Linked DNA regions of Homo sapiens: region 1 is linked to region 2. The links are chromatin loops, found by intact Hi-C in ENCODE. Cell type or tissue: Caco-2. All regions are shown on one strand. Links, peaks and the distances in the headings refer to the core of each region. The heading gives the core; the rest is flanking DNA.

Region 1 (9,201 bases), core at 417-8,416, 52 kb after region 2:
TTGCTTTTTCTTCCCTTGATAAACGTTCATAGTTCCTCCTGCAGATACATGTGTTAATGTGACCCAGCCCCTGATTTATAACAAAATGACCCAGTAGATAACTCCTGCTACAACCTCCTGCAGATTCTTCCCTGGAAATTAGAAACTTTGAACAGAGTATCTAAAAAAGAAAGGTGTTGAAGTTGGGTTTGTGCATTATTTCCTTGGATTGGTGAGTTTCCATTGTCATCTCCCACTAATTACTTGGTTTTGGTGACTTACAACTAAATCAGAATGAACGCATTAAGACCAAATTCAATGTTTTGTGATGTGTAGGAAATCTTAGCCCTCTTTGCACTATGTGTGTTTCCTTTAACAGTGGTGATGCTCCTCTAATGTGCTCTCAGATACCATCTCCTGAGACAGAAGGGCTTTCTAGACAAGTATCCATGTACCTTTACATTCTGCTATATTTCTTCTCAGAAAGGTGACTGTGCTGTACTTGATCTCCTTGTTCCCATCTCACTTCCCTTATAGGAGTCTTCTATTTTATATATCTTACATGATTTTAAAAAGTAGACATTGAAATTTCATTGAAAAATAGTTTGAAATAAGAGATATTTTCAACTTTCAGAATAAGTTTCATGACATCGGATTTAACATATTTTAAATCTTAGATGATAAACTAGCATGTGTAAAATGAACGTGTGAAGAAATAGAAATAAACTCAAATATAATCCTCTTACGTTGACAATTTTTTAAAAAAGAAATGAAATACCTGTCATACAAGTGGGACTATTTTTAATATTATTCTTATAATAAAAGGATGGAAAAATATTTTGTGGGTTCATATTTAATTTTTCTTTCAATTATGGGACTTGCTATGTTTGAGCATTATTATAAGATTAGAATAAATTAAAAGGGATGTGATGTGAAAAGATTCCAAAGCCATATGCAGTAATGAGCAACATTAGTCAAAAATACTTTGTGCTATCTCAGATAAGAAAAGGGCTTCCTATTTCATATTGTCTAATGGTTCACATATAAAATATATTACTTTTTTGGTTAGCTCCTACTTTAATTTTAGTTTAAATGCTTACCAATCTTTTACCTTTTTGTAGTATGGAAATTTAAAACAATAAAGTAGCAGTAAATCTGTATATTTTATTCCAAATTAATGGCAGTATGGAGGATCAGAGTAATCATTATATTGGAATTGGCCACTGTATTTCTGGATTCTTATTTTGTATGAATTATTAAAAACATAAAAGTATTAGACTAGTGTCTTTGTAATCTATATATATTTCATCTAATCCTCAAACCCTGTATGTTAAATGATATCATAGCTATTTAAAAGCAAAGGATGCTAATATATTTTTTTTTTTTTGAGACAGAGTTTTTACTCTGTTGCCCAGGCTGGAGTGCAATGGTCCAAGCAATTCTCCTGCCTCAGCCCCCTGAGTAGCTGGGATTACAGACATGCGCCACCACGTCCTGCTAATTTTGTATTTTTAGTAGAGGCGGAGTTTCACCATGTTGGTCAGCCTGGTCTCGAACTCCTGACTTCAGATGATCCGCCCACCTCAGCCTCCTGAAGTATTGGGATTACAGGCGTCAGCCACCAAGCCTGGCCCAGAGGATGCTCATTTATTGGAAGAGAGAGCTAGAGTTTAGATGTTCAAGTAACTTAACTACATAATTAAGAAATGGCTAGGTCAGGATTTGAACACAAGTTGTTCTTGCTCCAGTGATTCCAGGTTAGTATGAAATGATACACCACAGGATTTTAAACCAAGTGTTGTGTTTATTTGTCTTCCACATCAAGTTCAGAAGAACAATTGCTGTCTATCATTCACCTCTTTCTTTTTTTTTAAACCCAGAGCATAGTGAAATACCTAGTACTTTACTCAATAAATGTTTTAATTGAATGTATGCATGAAAACTTGAATGCATAGATGAATGATAAATATGTTGTGCGTAAATAAGAATGAATCATTTATTCCAGATTTTAAAATTGTTTTTAAAATCATTGTTAGATATTTGGTCATATTTCAACAGTGATAGCAGCTAAACCCACTTATCTTGTTTAAGGCATTTCTACTTTTGAGATTAGCCAAGCTCACTTTAAAATCAACATCTGTCATCTAGATTCTGAGACCTAACAAGATTGCAAAACTTTTAATTCTGTTTATGCAAGTTCTATTGAGTGCAAAATATGAATGGGGGTTATGATTGTTAAATCTCTGTAAAATACATGGAATGCAAAACATATTATAAACTCAGACAGGAATCAATTCAAGATAATTTTATGGAGATGGTACAGATAAAGTGAGTGTTCTTATAAAATAAAACTTCTCTAGTTACTATAGTAAGAGAAGGTGAAGAAGCATTGTGAAGAATATTTTATGCTCAAGGAAACTGATACTCCCTTGCAAAATGTTCAGATGATTTAGATAAGCAGTCCAAATTTATGAAATTGTATGCATTTTCAATGATTAAAAGTATTCCTTAGAAAAATGGTCTTTCTCAAATTGTGCTTACTAGATGCCAGGCTTCTCAACTTCTGAGATAATAAAAATTGTATTTATAAATTGCACTAGGTAAACATTACCGGCTTTATTTTTTAGCTACATGAGTGCTATAAAAATGTCACTGAAGTGTCCCTTACCAGAATATTTTAATAAATACTTACCGGATGATTCCACAGCACTAGCCTTAGAGATTTATACTAGAGATGATTATAGTTGTGGTCTGGACACTATCTGTCATGCTGCTGCCATCAACATTGGTGTTTTGATTTTGGCTAAACTCATATCACACTACTCCAAGATCAGAAGCTTCACTGTATAGTTTCTGCCTGCTTAGTGTCAATTACACTGGGTATAAGTTGTTTTTACTCTTGTGCCAGATGTGAAATGGGCATCATAACTACTCATTTCTTTTTCCCTAGTTAGTAGTCTCAGTGCAGGATTGTGACCACACCTAGTTTTTTTTTCTGTCATTAAAGTGAAAACCCAAAGAGTTTTATGCCGATCCACTGTTCTTACTTCTTTTCGATTTGTGTCTGCATCAATCAAGGAAACAGTTCAAACTTTATCCATATAAAGATTATACTCTTGCTCTGTTATAAACTCTTTGCAGGTTTAAAATATTTTCTTCAGAATATATAGCAAATCTTTTGGAGAATAATATGCAGTTGAATAGTCTTTTAACAGAAGATGTATACTATCTCTTTAATATGGGATGAGTCGTGTTTGTGTGTGCGTGTGTGTGTGTGTGTGTGTGTGTGTGTGTGTGTGTGTATCTAAAACCTTCCCCAGAAATATCTGGGCATTATAAATGAGTTTGTTGTAGGATGGCTTTCATTTATTTCCTCTTTGCTGGTCTCATACCACTCTGTGGGAATCGGCCCTTTGTCAATAGTCATCAGAGAAATATGAGAATCTTTTATGGTATAATCCCTTATTTACAAAGGGAGTATGAGTAAGAGCTCAGTCTCTTTTGAGCTTTCAGTACACTTCCATGATTTCTAGTACTACCCCTCAGCTTCTTACTCACTACTTAACTCAGATTCAGAAATGTGATCAGAAGTGTGTCTTTTTTATCTGGATGAATATGTTTAAGTTTTTTATTTGATGTCTGCCATGAGTTCAAGTGCAGACGGACAGAGTTTTTCCAATCATTCCATGAACAATAGAATATTTTGGAGAATCAATTTGTCTGCTTAGGTCTTCACTATGTTTCAAGCACATACAGCAGCACCTGGCTTAATAGGCATTGAATATTAAATTAATGAATAAATGAATTAATGGAAGTGGAGCTAAGAGAAGGAATTACATAATTCAAATATTTATTAATATCTTGTGACAACCCAGTGTTATGCTCCATTAAAGAGCCATATGGCAGGTAGAGTCTAAAAGCCATGAAATCTGCCCCACTGTGAAATTCTGAGAACTAATTATAAATCTTTCCTCTGACTATGTCCTCACCCTCTACTCCTTCCTTATTTACCAATTTCCCCTTCTGTTGATAAAATCTTTGTTTAAAGTTATTATGGCTTTATACTAGACTAGTTTCACACACACATATTTTTGAACAAGCACCTCTTTCTGTGTCTGTCTTTCTGTCATCTATTTCAGCTGACTCTCTTTTTCATCTATTTTTAAATAATCTATTGAATCTATATGTTATTGAGCTATAGTTAGATGGGCAGCATGTGATAGAAGTAAAGAGCACAGTTGGGGCAAGATGGCAGAATAGAAGCTGATACCATTCGTCCCCATGGCTGGAGCACCAAATTTTAACATCTATCTGCACACAGAAAAACACTGTTGCAAGAACCAAAAATCAGGAACAATCTCAGCCACAGTGGGTAGAGCAACAGGTAGGCTCTTGGGATCCCCAAGTCCAGGTCAAGGCCCTTGAACAGCATTTATGGAAGCTGCCCTGGGCCAGAGGGGAGCCCACTGGACTGAAGGGTTTGTACAAGGCCTGGCAGGATTCACCAAAAGCAGATGGAAGAGCCTTGGGCTTTAAGCAAACATCAGAGGTGGTTTTGGAACAGGAAAGGTTCCCTTGTCTGCCTCGCAGGGCATGTGATGGGGGTGTGCCTCGCTTTTTCAGTGCCCTGTTGCTGAGCATACACAGACGGGCAGGCTGTGGGGCAGTGACCCCACTGCAGTGTCTAGGGGTGAATGTTGACAGCCCCTGAAGCCCCAGTGGGGGTGTGTCACAGGGTGCTCTCTTAGTTTGCTGTTTATAGGTAGCTTGTGTTAACCAAGTCAATTAGACCCTCTACCTTGTCACAAGGACAGAGGGCTTTATGTATCCCAGGTTCTTGGCTTGGTGTACTGGAAGAATTGGATCACACATGGGCTTCGAGAATGAGTGCAAAGTTTTATGAAGTGAAGTGGAAGTCGCTCTCCGACAATGGGGGAGCCTGAAGGGAGATGGTTTTCCCCTGGAGTTGGGCCCCTTGGTGGCTCTGGCTCTTCTCTGACTACCCTGGCCAAACTCCGCCTTGTACCGCTGGTTGTTGGGCTGCCGCTGTGCATCAGCGGTAAGTGTGCTCTTTCACCAGCGTGCTCCCTCTACGTCCTCGCCTCTAGCCACTTGTGTCTTCTTCCACTGATGTGCTCCTCTCCATGTCTGGGCGCCTCTGTGTTTGCCCACTAGGATCTCGGGGTTTTATAGGTCCATGGAGGTGAAGCCCTCGCAAGGGACTATCCCTTTCTCTACCCAGCAATTCCCTGAGCCCTCCCCTATCATTCCCCACTCTGAAGAGGTATATCTAACTGCCATTAGAATATGAACGATGACTGGTCTTAGCTGCTTCCTGCTGAGAAGGGTCGTTGTTCTGGGGAAAACAGCAGTCAGACTCCTCTCAGAGGTCCGTCTAAATGTTCTTAGCAAAGGGGTACCATCTCTGAAGCTCTGGTGGCCTGGCCATTTGGAGTTTGGTGGCTTCTAGGCCGTGAGAGAAAAAAAGTTTTATAAGGTTAAGATTGCATGAGTTAAACGTGTATTATACAAAAAAAAAAAAAAAAAAAAAAAAAAAAAAAAAGCCGGGCGCGGTGGCTCACGCCTGTAACCCCAGCACTTTGGGAGGCCGAGGCGAGGGGATCATGAGGTCAGGAGATCAAGACCATCGTGACTAACACGGTGAAACTCCGTCTCTACCAAAAATACAAAAAATTAGCCAGGCATGGTGGCGGGCGCCTGTAGTCCCAGCTACTCAGAGGCTGAGGCAGGAGAATGGTGTGAACCCGGGAGGCGGAGCTTGCAGTGAGCCGAGATCGCGCCACTGCACTCCAGCCCAGGTGACAGAGCCAGACTCCATATCGAAACAAAACAACAACAACAACAAAAAGAATTTAGTGCCAAAGATTACAGAGATAAGAAGTGAAATATACTAATGACAACATTGTACCCCAAGCTGTTTCACCCTGGTGAAAGAAATTAAACTTTGTATGGGAGCGGATAAACTGTAGAAGAGAGATAACTGTTCTTGCCATATCTTTAACAGTTAATAGCCCACTGGGAATACCTGTATTTCCTCTCTCTTTCCCAGTCCTCCCTGTCTCTATTATAAAAGTCCGAGGTAGCCACTTTCAAGAAGTCCTCTAATGTACTTTCTTGTCCCAGGGCCCATTTCTGCAACTTCCTCCTGATATCAGCAGAAGACTGAGTAATAAATTTATCCTTTAGGATTAGTGGTCCCTCGACTGAATCAGGAGATAGAGAGTTGTGCTTTACCAAGTCCTCTCAGCCTTTCAAGGAAGGCAGTGGGATTTTCATCAAATCCCTGGTCCATGATGGACAACTTAGTATAATTGAGAGGCTTGGCTTGGTCTTAGTCCTGTGTAAGCCCTCCATTATGAACAACTAAAAGTGTCTCCTTTTCCAGTCTTCCACTTCATCATTGGGACCCCATTTAGGGCCATGCATTGGTACTGCTTCTCTTCTGGTTGGATAATATTTGTCCCCATACCTGATGCTATATGTGATACAATCCTCAACCCCATATCTCTGTGCTGCTTGCAGAGCAGACTGTTTCTCATTGTCTGTCAGGGTCTGATTCAAAAGTAACATAATGTCTCTCAAGGAGAGTTCAAATATTTGGGAGAAATTCTGGAAAGTCTATATATCTATCAGGGTCATCTGAGAACTTGCCAAGGTCCCCCTTAATTTGTTTTAAGTCCTTTAGGGAGAAGGCGACCTGGACCTTACTGGGCCCAAATTCACTAGGCATCTGTTGGAGGGGGAAGAGCGAGACTGGGGCTTATTTGGAGTGAGGATTTCTAGGAGGGGGAAGTAAGAGGCTGAAGCTGGACAGGGAGGTCAGGGTTGACCCAGAGGATCAGGGCTGGAGGGAGCTATCTTCTCTGCTGAGGGTGTCTCTGGGACTCATATCTTTAATTCCTTGGACTTTCCCCTTGTAGCCTTCCCTGAGATGGCAAACAGAAGGGCTGGATCAATTCTACATTGTCGGCAAAGGTCTGGATTGCCTTGCAAGGTATAGAAAGACTGCACATATGGGGCCTCAGACCATCTGTCCTCTCATCTACAGAAAAGTTCCAACAGCCGGATGGTATCAAAATGAATGGTTCCTTCCTGGGGCCAACTCAGTCCCTCATGCAAATCATAATTTGGCCAAACCTTTGTGCAGAGGGCTATGAGGCATTTTTCCTCCAGATTCTGAGGGTCAAAGTAGTCCCAGTGATTCAGGATATGCTCCAAAAGAGTATACGCTGGGTGGGGAGGGGGGCGGGTAAAGATAACTGGTTGCCTATTCTGAAAGACAGGGAGTAGAGGTGTCCCTCATTCCCTTCCTTCTTTCAATGAAAACTCAGGGTGTGATGTAGAGAGAAAGCAGGCATCCTCCTTTCACTCTCCACCCCTTATCCCTGAGCCCTGGTGACCTTGGCAGGTGCTGGCCATGGGTACTGGTGCGGTATGTACCCATGCAGCAAGGAAAACCTGGAGAATAGTAATTAACCGCCCTCAGCTACATCTCCATTTCTCCCTATTGTTGGCAAACTTTGAGTTCTCTTGGCCAGTTTATGCCTTGCAGCATGGCCTCTTTCTGTGAGGTGGGAGGTTTAGTCAGCAGGAATTGGTTTTGGTTATTTACATTGGGCCTGTTGCCTGGCTTTGGATCCCTCAAACTTGGTTTTTCCTTTTAAGGCCTCTGTCTGAAGCTTGGAATCAAGTTTGGGACTTAAAAGGCCTTTTAGAGGCTGTTTGTATCTGTTTAGAGTGTTTCAAATGTGCCCTGTGGAATTTGCAGTTATCAGCCAGCAGGGGCCACTCCTCTGTTAACTTCCCTATCAGAAACAGAGTGGGCAGGGGGAGCCCTCTCACTTGGAAAAGGAAAAAAGAGAAAAACAGTTTAAGGGGAAAAGGGGAAGATTCTGGAGGAAGAATCCCTTGCTTAGTGCAACTGGGCCTTTCTAATCCTTATATCTTTTCCCCAGTTCAGACCAGACTGAATTCCTCAGCCTGGGAATGAAAACGTTCATTGGTGCACAGGCAAGAAGTGCCCATCCTTTGGCCCTGTGGGGTCGTGGATACAACTGCAACTTTCTGCTGCCCCCACTTATGGCTGTTGGGCTTGGCCTTTGCCTGCTCAGACACACCCAGGTGCCCGGGCTGGGAGGGGCACCTCTAGGAACAATTGGTCTGATTTGCACCTTTGGCAGCTGAGCCTAATGCTCATTTTACTTAGTAACATTGCCACAGCCTGTAGCAAAACTCTTAACATTATGAAGGAAGAGATAAGAGCCATTTTGAACTGTGTGTGAGAGAGAAAAGAGACAGTCTGGGGGTTTTTACTGGCAGGTTAAGACAGAGCTTTTGAAGGGAAACAGAAGCTCTTACCCGCAGGAAAGAGAAAGAGGTGGCAGGGTTTCAGAAGAGAGACAGACCCGACAGTTTCACATTTGTTCACATTCACCTTCCAGGATCCCTGATGAGCCCCCAGTTGAAATGGGTTAAGTTCCCTTGTCCCCCTTGCAGGGCATGCTATGGGGGTGTGACTTGCATCTTCAGTGCCCTGATGCTTAAACCTCTAGGGGAGCATAAAGACAGGCAGGCTGTGGGGCTCCAACTCCACAGCAGTGTCTAGGGGGAATGTTTACAGCTCCTGAAGCCCCAGTGGACATGTGCTACAGGGTGCTCTCTTAGTTTGCTGTCTATAGGCAGCTTGTGTTAACCAGCTCAATTAGACCCTCTACCTTGTCACAAGGACAAAGGGCTTTCTGTATCTCAGGTTCTTGCCTTGTTGTACCAGAAGGATCAGTTCACACGTGGGCTTGGAGAATGAGTGCAAAGTTTTATTGAGTGGCAGTAGCTCTCAGCAGATGGGGAGTCAGAAGGGATAGGGTTTTCTGCTGGCGTTGGGCAGCTCGGTGGCCCCAGCTCTCCTCTGAGTGCCCTGGCCAAATTCTGCCTCATCCTGCGGGTTGATGAACTGCTGGTGTGCCAACGTCTGTTGGTGTGCTTTTCTACCAGTGTGCTCCCTTGATGTCCTCTCGCTGTTCAGCCGCTTGTGTCTTCTTCCGCTGATGTGGTCCTCTCAACATCTGGCCAACTGTGTGTCTGCCCACTAGGGTCTTGGGTTTTTGTAGGCCCAAGACGATGTTCTGGTGGGCCAGGGTGGTCTTGGAAAATGCAACATTTGGGTGCAAAGGCAGGAGTACCTGTCCTCATCTAGATCTATAG
Region 2 (9,201 bases), core at 603-8,602:
TCAGTTTAGAATTGTGTTTTGCCAGGGTTATGAATCATAACCTGTGGCACAGCCTCAGGAGGTTCTGAGAACATGTGCCCAACGTGGTTGGATTATAGCTTGCTTTTATATGTTTTAGCGAGACATAAAACATCAATCAGTACATGTGAAGTATACATTGGTTTGGTCCAGAAAGGCAGGACAACTCCAAATAGAGGCTTAGAGGTCTTAAGTGGATTCAAAGCTTTTGTGGTTGGCAATTGGATGAAAAAGTTAAGTTATTACCTAAAGACCTGGAATCAATAGAAAGGAGTGTCTAGGTTAAGATAAGGGGTTGTGGAGACCAAAGTTCTTATTATTTTGATGAAGTCTCATAGATGGTCACCCCCAGGGGCAATAGATAGCAAATGTTTCCTATTAAGACTTTAAAATGTGCTAGACTCTCAGCCAATCTTTTCAGGATCAGAAAGAGACCTGGAAAGGAAAGGGATTCTGTAGAATGTAAATTTCCCCCACAAGAGTCAACTTTGCAGAATCATTTTAAAATATGTCAAAGAAACATATTTTGTGGTAAAATATTTTGAATTCCTTAAGGGCCCTGCTGTCTGTCATTTGATGCTATTCTATAGCCAGGTTGGAATTTAGTATCTTATTGCTACAAAGAGTCTGTTCTACCAGTCGTAGGATCTCTGTTTTAAAGTTAATGCTGGTTAGTTATGCGCCCAAACTCCCAAAGGGAGGAGAGTTTATGAGCATGTCTGATACCTCCTTCACCTCATGGTCAGAAGTGCTTTCTCAGGTTTAGTTGGGCTCCCTTGGCTGATAAGAGGGTCCATTTAGTGAATTGAGGGTTTAGAATTTTATTTTTGCTTTACAGAGATTTTACTTCCCAGCACAGAGAAAGATCTGGCATCACAAGGATAGTTTTAAAATAAGTGATACTATGAAAATGTTAAAAATAAGCAATACTATGAATATATTATTTTTTCATTGCTTCAAGGACTGTCAGTTTTGGGGCACATTGTTAATGAGCAAATGTTAAATCTACCCTTTTTTTTTTTTTTTTTTGAGACAGAGTCTCGCTCTGTCGCCCAGGCTGGAGTGCAGTGGCGCGATCTTGGCTCACTGCAAGCTCCGCCTCCCAGGTTCACACCATTCTCCTGCCTCAGCCTCCGGAGTAGCTGGGACTACAGGCGCCTGCCACCATGCCCGGCTAATTTTTTTGTATTTTTAGTACAGACGGGGTTTCACCACGTTAGCCAGGATAAATCTACTTTTAAAAGGACATGATACTAAAATATTACTCAGACCTAGTAATGTGAATAATAAATAATAATTCAGAGGTTACACCTTAAATAAAATATAAAGCAGAATTGTAAACAATTTGATATTTTGTACTTCGTTTTAGGAAAATTGGGGGAAAATTTTCAAAATTGGTATTTCACATCTCCCATGCAACGATACTTCTTTTTGTTGGCTTCTTAAACTAAAAATCAAGATTGTGATAAGAAATGTCCTATTAAACAAATTTTGTATATTGTATTTGCATCTGGACATGGAGTGATATTGCTTACCATGAGGTATCACTTATATCATTTCAACTGAAATCAGAGTGTGAATAATATAAGTACAGTAAACTAGCTGATCAAATTCAAAATTTCATTTAAAATGAAACAAAATACTTATCCATTTACCTTTCAGTAAGATATAGTTTGGTTAAGAAGAAAAATGTGTGAGAGAGTGAGAGAGAGCTAATTTAGGTACATCAAAATTCCTGAGATTTAAAAACCTCTTTTTGAACGATTCACCTTCTTACAGCTTAGTATTGCCCTTCTACTTGTCAGTTTAGAATTAGCTGTCAAATTTTTCTGGTTATATGCCAGTCTTTCTTTTCATTTTTAAACAGTTATATTTTAAGTGAAATGTGGAGTAAAAAATGGCTTAGACAAATCTGCACATGAGCTCTTTGCTCTGTCACTAATTAGACAGATGACTTATAGAGTTTTATTGTTTTCTGAGTTTTATTTTCTTTAAAGTGGAAGTGACAAAATCTGCTCTATAACCTGGTTGTTGATCAAATTTAATGAGTTAATAGATATAGCACATAGCACAGACTAGGTGCTCAATAAGTACATTTCCCTCTATCGAACTATCCCTTTTAAGTAAGAAAATGCAATATTCTTATTTATCAATTTTAAAATTAATTTAAGACAATAAATATATGTTACATATCATAGTGAATAAATATTACAACAAATTAATGACTGATGGTACTATCATTTCTAAATTTAATAAATTTGTAACTGTCTTAACATGTTTTCTAAGCACTAAAAAAAAAACACTTTTTATATGTATTACAATGTTCATATCAGATGCCACTAGAGGGACTTGTATTATCAAAAGTGTCTTTCAGAAGCATCAATTGAAAATGTAGAGGAAAATTTAGTAAAGTGGAAATGCCAGATAGTGATTTCTATATTTAAGATTTCAACATGTTATGAAAAATGAAACTATTTTCTGCATTAATTCATTTCACTTTTAAATACTTTATTTCAGAATAAATAATATTTTCTGTATTATTGAGTAAAATATTTTTCACTTAATTTAAGCCATTTAAAATAATGATTTTTTGGACATGACACCAAAAGCACAAGCAACAAAACTAAAACCAATGAAACTATATCAAACTAAAAATTTTCTGCCCAATAAAAGAAACAACTTAAGAAAATGAAAAGGCAGTCTATGGAATGGGATGAAATATTTTCAAATAATTTATCTCATAAAGGTTCATCAAAATATGTAGGAAACTCATACAACTCAACAGCAAATACCTAAAAAACCCAATTAAATAATGTGCAAATGACTCCAAAAGAAATTTTTCTAATGAAAACATACAGAGGACCAGTAGGCATATGAAAAGCTACTCAACATCACTAATTATCATTGAAGTACAAATTAAAATCACAATGAGATATCAGCTGACATATGTAAGGATGGCTATTATCAGTGCAATGAAAAATAAGTGTTGGTGAGGATGAGGAGAAAAGGGAACGCTTATACATGTTGGTGGGAATGTAAATTAATACAGCCATTATGGAAAGTATCATGGAGGTCCTTCAAAAAACTAAAAATAGAAACACCATATATATGATCTAAGCAATCCCACTATGGGGTACATATCAAAAGGATATGAAATCAGTATGTTAAGAGATGATTTCACTCCCATGTTCATTGCAGCATTATTCACAGTGGCCAAGGTGTGGAATCAATCTAAGTGTTCATCAGTGGATAAGTGGATAAAGAAAAAATGGTATATACACACAATGGAATATTCTGCAGCCTTCAAAAAGAAGAAAATCCTACCACTTGGGATTATATGAATGAAGCTGGAAGATGTTATGCTAAGTGAAAAAAGCCAGACACAGAAAGACAAATACCACCTGAAATCACTTATATGTGGAGTCTAAAAAAGTCATCTTAATAGAAACAGAGAGTAGAAGGGTGAATATAAGGGGCTGGGGGTTTTGGGTTGGAGGTGGGGGTGGTAGAATGGGAAGATGTTATTCAAAGGGAACAAACTTTTGGTCATAAAATAAGTTCTGGAGACCTAATATATAGCATGGTGCCTTTAGTTAATAATGTGTACTTGGAATTTACAAAGATAATAGATGTCAAGTATTCTCATCATACACACATGGAGTTAACAATGTGAGGTGAAGGATGTGTTAATTGGCTTTCTGGTGGTAATCATTTCATAATGTATATACATTTCAAAACATCACATTTTACACCTTAAATTTATATAATTATTTGTTAATTATACCTCTAAAAAGCTGGAAAAGATAATGTATTAAGAAACAATATTTCAATAGTTTGTGTTTGTATTGTTACGAAAGGAACTCTTTAAAGTGTCAGGTAGCTTTGCCTTATTTTGTCAGTTTTGTGGCATTGCATTGTCAAAATAAACTCTTCACATGTTTGCACAGTTGCTTAAATGAAGACTAAATCAGTAGCTCTCTTAAAATTACATTTAATGCATGGCATTCCCAGTAATACTTTGATCTCAAGTTGTTATCCAATGCAATTGTTTACATATTGATTAAGCATCTACTACATTGAAGGGACTCCGCTCTAGATACAAAGATGAGGAGAGGCACAAGATATGGTCTGTGTTATTATAAAAATGACAATTTCCTACATAAGCATATCACTTGGGATACAAGAAGGAGATGGCACACTCAAATTAGGATAAACTAATGTTTAATTCACAAAGCTGCTTATTAGAAAGTAGTGGGCTAATATAGGGGAATCTCAGAGTGAGTAGCTCAAGATTACAATGAGGAATAAAGGAAGCAACTACAGTAAGTTTTGGTAGAGGCTTATGGAGGGGCCTGTCTGGACAGCAGCAGTGACCTCAGGTCAGAGAAGACAGCCAGCCTGAGATGACCTCACAGGGCAGAAACTAGGAGGATAAATACCTTACTTTGCTTTCTTTTCTTTCCTTATCTGCCAGCACTCCCCATGAGGGAGATCGCTGATGGAAAGTTTCAGTCCAGAGATCAATGAAACCACAGGGACAAAGAGAAAGTGTTAGGCAAGGAAATAAAGACCAAACTGTTGTACAAAACAATATTTTGAATTCTAAGCATAGGTGTAAGTAACTTTATATGAGAGTTTAGATTTTTAAGAAAATCAATTTATTATGTATTTGGAAGAGCTAAGAAAACTTGAAGGAGGAAATGGCATGGCATGTGAGACAGCTGAGTGGTAAGGTATAAATTGTTCAGAATAAACAGAAGTGATGTAAAAAGTGTAGTTTTGTTTGTTGTTGGGAAAATATTTTGGAGTGAGAAAAGAGCTGGGCTTATTACATGTTTTCTACGAAAATATGTGTGTAAGTATTTTACTTTTCAATGTAATTAAAAAGGGAAAAACAAATAATCTTACTCTCATGAACTTAATTTTTTTGTTAATTTCTTTTTCAGTTTGTGTTTTTGTGTAGTCACAGACACACAAAAAGAGAAAGGACGTTAAAATACGACATAGGGCCCACATGAAGAGTATTTGATTTTCCTTTTAAACTATTTTTGTTTTTTTAAACAATGTTTATTCAAAAGTTTACTCCAAGAAAAAAAAAATATATATGAAAATTACAGCATTAAACCTGGCACCTTAGACCAAATCACAACCCTGTCTTCAATTCCCCTTCACTCTAAGCCTCTTTCAAATTCTCTTTCCTGACTAGAAGATCAGTCAAATGCTCGTGGGGTCAGCACCATGCCATATTCCCAGCAGAGCCACTGTATACCTTTCTTTAAGAGTGCATGCCACCCCTCCCCCTACCCCAACTCCTTGTTCTAAAGGATTTAACACATCAGGAAGTTGTTTTGAAATATCAGCCAAAAGGAATGGGGCAGGGGCGAGCCAGTCTTCACTTGAAAGATCCTTTTCCTGCTCCAGTCCTTGGCAAGGGTTATAGAAAAGGCTAGCTGCCAGCTTTCCATGAGTCCACTGGAAGCTCTAAGCCCAGCCCCGCCCAGGGCATCTCCTGCAAAGGCAGGGTGCTTGGTGCTGCCTTCTCAACCTTCTTGGTGACTACACAACAAAGGAGACCTCCAGGGTACAAGAAACACAGATCCCTGAGCCACGTTCCAGGAAAGAGATATGTTCGGGGAAGCCAATTAGGCCTTCACATGGAAGCTTGAGTCGGAGATGGTGCTTTTGTGGTGATTTGGACAAATTAGGTTAGTTTAGCAAAGCTCTGAAGTTGCAGAAGCTTCTCCCATGACTCCTGATTGAACATAGGACAGTAGAGATGAGTACATAGTCAGATTAAGTCTTAGAGAGATGCAGGCTGGTTTCCTGCCACAAGGCCTTGGGACTGGCCCAGACAGATACTGCTAAGTCCCCTGCAAGGGAAGAAGTCACCATAAGGAGGGACTGGGTGGAAAATAGAGAAAAAAGCAACAGCCAAGTCATTTTTGGTATTTTAACATGAAGACAATGACAAGTGGTAACAAAAAAGCAATAAATAACTTGAAAAGACCAATATTTAACTTGCCCATCCACCCAAGTCTCACACTTAAGTTCTATTCTCATCTCCCCCAAAAGCACCACTGAATTAATTACCTTAAAGCAACCAAAGCAACCCAAATTCTCTGGAAACAAGGACCCTCCAGCCAGAGGTGTTTCCTCTCTTGAGCTCAAGTGAGTGGAGGGTTCCGGGAAGGGCACCTTGTAACTAATGCTGCACAGCATGCACTGTGCCAAGCTCCAGCACAGGGCACTTGACTGGGATACAGGTAGTGGTCACAGCATCAGTGCTGACAAGTGAGGAAAGGGACTCTTCAGTAATCCCAACTATTTGGTACCAGAGCCAAGCAAAGGAGACCAAAGAGAGCTGAGTGAAGAGCACTACTCCCAGTTTCAGAAACAGGACGGCCAGTACTAGTCAGTGTCTGGGTTGCGGGAAAGAGAGACTGAAGCCTAAAGGCAATAAAGACTGATGCATAAAGTGCTGATCCTTCTTGTAAGGACCAGAGAATGCACTTGACAGCTGGCAAATCTCTAACTGGCAACTGCTGTGACAAGGCTCTGGCTGGACAGGGAACTATAAAGAGTTTGGTTTCTGGTCCCTGCAGGCCAGTTGCCTGAATGTTGGCAACGGGGCCCCAGCTGGTGATGCTCTTATGCAATGATGTTGCTCTTCTCACAAGCCAGGCTCCAGATTCTCCAGCCACAGAGGTTCTGCCCTGCTTTGGGGTACATGGTAGACTCACAGGAGGTGTTGGTGGCCCCTCAGATAAACAGACCACCCACTTCACTGCCAGCAAAGAGCACGTGTAACCATCATAACCAGCATAGATCTGGGGGCACCCCACGCCCAGGGAAGTCAAACAGCTTCACCTGGCGAGGGGGAACAGTCTCAACTTTCTGCTCCACGTGGCCCAGCCAGCCATAGCCAATGAAGCCCTGAGAAGACTTGCTTCTGGGAGTCCAAAACCAGCGTGTAGTTAGTGCCACAGGCTGTGTCTCATTCAACCATTTGGTACAGGCAGAATCTGTCCATCTTTTGTTTTCTGGATGAAGACAGCCAATCGCAGGGGCACCAGTTTTCAGTAATATTCTAATGGCTGCATCGGGGTGATGAACTTCCCATCCAATTGTTTCCCAGCTGACCATATTCAGGGCACCCAAAGGAAAAGAGGTTTCCTTTGCAGTCCATTATCACACTGAATTCAACTCCACAGGTCATTTTGGTAATGGGCTGGCCTTTATACCTTGTCTGTGCCAAGCTGTGGACAGCATCTGTCTGGTTACCACGACCCAGCTATGCCATCTTGTTCTCCCCAAATGTGAACAAGGAGCTGGTTTCTGTCAAGGTCAGTGTGTGGTTCTGCCCACATGCTGCCGGCAGGATCACTTCATGGCTAAGACCTTTGATGAGTCTGGGAGCTTCCTCTCTCTTGGTGTTGTCATGTCCCAGATGCCCCTTCTCTTGTCCACAGCAGCTCCACAGCTTCCCTTCTATGGTGATGAGGAGGCTGTGAGCAGCACACTAACCAGAAACCACTGCCCACACCTGGGCACTACCAGGTACCCACATATCTGAGGCCCCTCACAAATTCTGACTGAGATTGCCGTAAGCAGCTTTTGCTGTTTAGGCACTTCCTTTCAACCAGTCAAGTCCCAGTTGACTGCCCTTCAAATCAAAAGTTGCCCATTGTACTTCGACCCTTCAAGTTTGATGTGTTCCTTGGTGTACTTAGGCTGAGTGATGACCACAGCCACGCTGCCCGCCCTTGCCTGCTGCTGCATGCCTGATCCCGTCTCCACTGGGGGCCCAGTGGAGCTCCAGACCGTCCTCAAGGTCGTTGCTGCTGTCCTTGCCGCTGCTGCTGTTGCAGTGCTTCCGCCGCGTGTGCCTCTTGCTGGAAGTGCCTGCTTCATTTCCTGGGCCCAGCAAGGCAGAGCCGTTGCCCTAGGGAGGCTTCTGACAGACGGCAGCCCCCGCCTTCTTCCTGGATATGGTCATGGCTGGAGGGAGAAATCTAAACTATTTTGTATTAATTTTCTCAAAAGAATACATGTAATTTAAAATGTCAAATAACACTAAAGGCTGACAATGAAAATAAGAGTAAAAACAAACAGCAATGATCTGATCATGCTCTATCATGTTCCATCCCAAAAGCACATAGTCATCACTTAGGAAACTTCTCACAATATTTACCTACATATACTTATGCTATGAAGAAACTATATCTTTTATGTTCAATGCTTGCAAATTACATGAAGGGAATTATATACATGCTGCTTTATGTTTTGATGTCATCTTTCTTTTATTTTTGTATTTTCTGTATCTCTATTTCTTTTTTCCCCTTAAATTTTTTTTTACCACCCCTAACATCTTCCACCTACTCCAATAAAAACCCCTGTCCTTCCCTCCTTAACTTCTCCCCATCCCATGACCAAGCTCTAATCCATGCTAAAGAACGAAGGTTTGTTCCTTCCTTTTCTTCTTTTGAGTTATGTAACTCTCTACATGTTTGTATGTGTTTATATGGTATATATATATGTGGAATGTTTTGGTCGTGTTTTGATTTTTTTAAAACATGAAGATAATATTTCACACTTTAACCTGTATCTTTCTATTTTCACTCAATAACACCTGATGGAATTACTTTAAATCATTTGGAATAATCATTCTTTTAAATGGCTTAATAATGTTGCATTTTTGAGATAAGTCGTTGTTTATTTAACCATTCTCTTATTGAAGGACATTCACTTTGCAATTTTTGTCAGTATGAAAATTTCTACTCTCTATGTCTTTACATATATATCCAGATGTACTGCTGGTTTTATAGCTAAATAGTGGTTTACATTTATATAATATATATAGAGTTTGAACAAGATTGTCATTAACCTTTTGGTGAAAAAGTCTACTGCTATCTTGTTTAGGTGTTTACTACACATATTTTCAGCATAATCAACTGTCATTTTGGCATTGTCAATGTAATCATATGTGTTTTCTCTTAATTTGTTGATGAAATAAATCTATTGATAAATTGCCCACCATTTAAAGATATTTGAATTACTATTTTAAACAGCTCATCTCAGTCACAATTCTTCCTTGCAAATAGCAGATCCACTTCTGAAAAGTTTAAGCAGAAAGAAAATAAATTTATTGTAGTGTATTAGCAATTCAGTAAGTCTCCAGTAGAG

The links. Hi-C counts contacts between places; a loop is a spot of excess contacts. Peaks named below come from ENCODE experiments on the same cell type or tissue, not always from the same donor. Only the 100,000 strongest peaks of a DNase experiment are listed, where the experiment ranks them.
Region 1: a loop joins it to region 2, with 3 times the contacts of the local background. A loop is called at or near these places in 3 of 110 quality-filtered maps.

The regions. Positions count from the first base shown.
Region 1 is chr3:96,699,668-96,708,868 of GRCh38, reverse strand. No RefSeq gene overlaps it. Among named protein-coding and RNA genes, the nearest start is that of EPHA6, 110 kb to the left of the region's middle. In Caco-2, for the core only: a CTCF peak has its summit at 7,829 (motif pointing right); no DNase peak of the experiment used is centred there.
Region 2 is chr3:96,751,988-96,761,188 of GRCh38, reverse strand. It overlaps the pseudogene RCC2P5. Among named protein-coding and RNA genes, the nearest start is that of EPHA6, 58 kb to the left of the region's middle. In Caco-2, for the core only: no CTCF peak of the experiment used is centred there; DNase peaks (open chromatin) are centred at 4,428 and 5,326.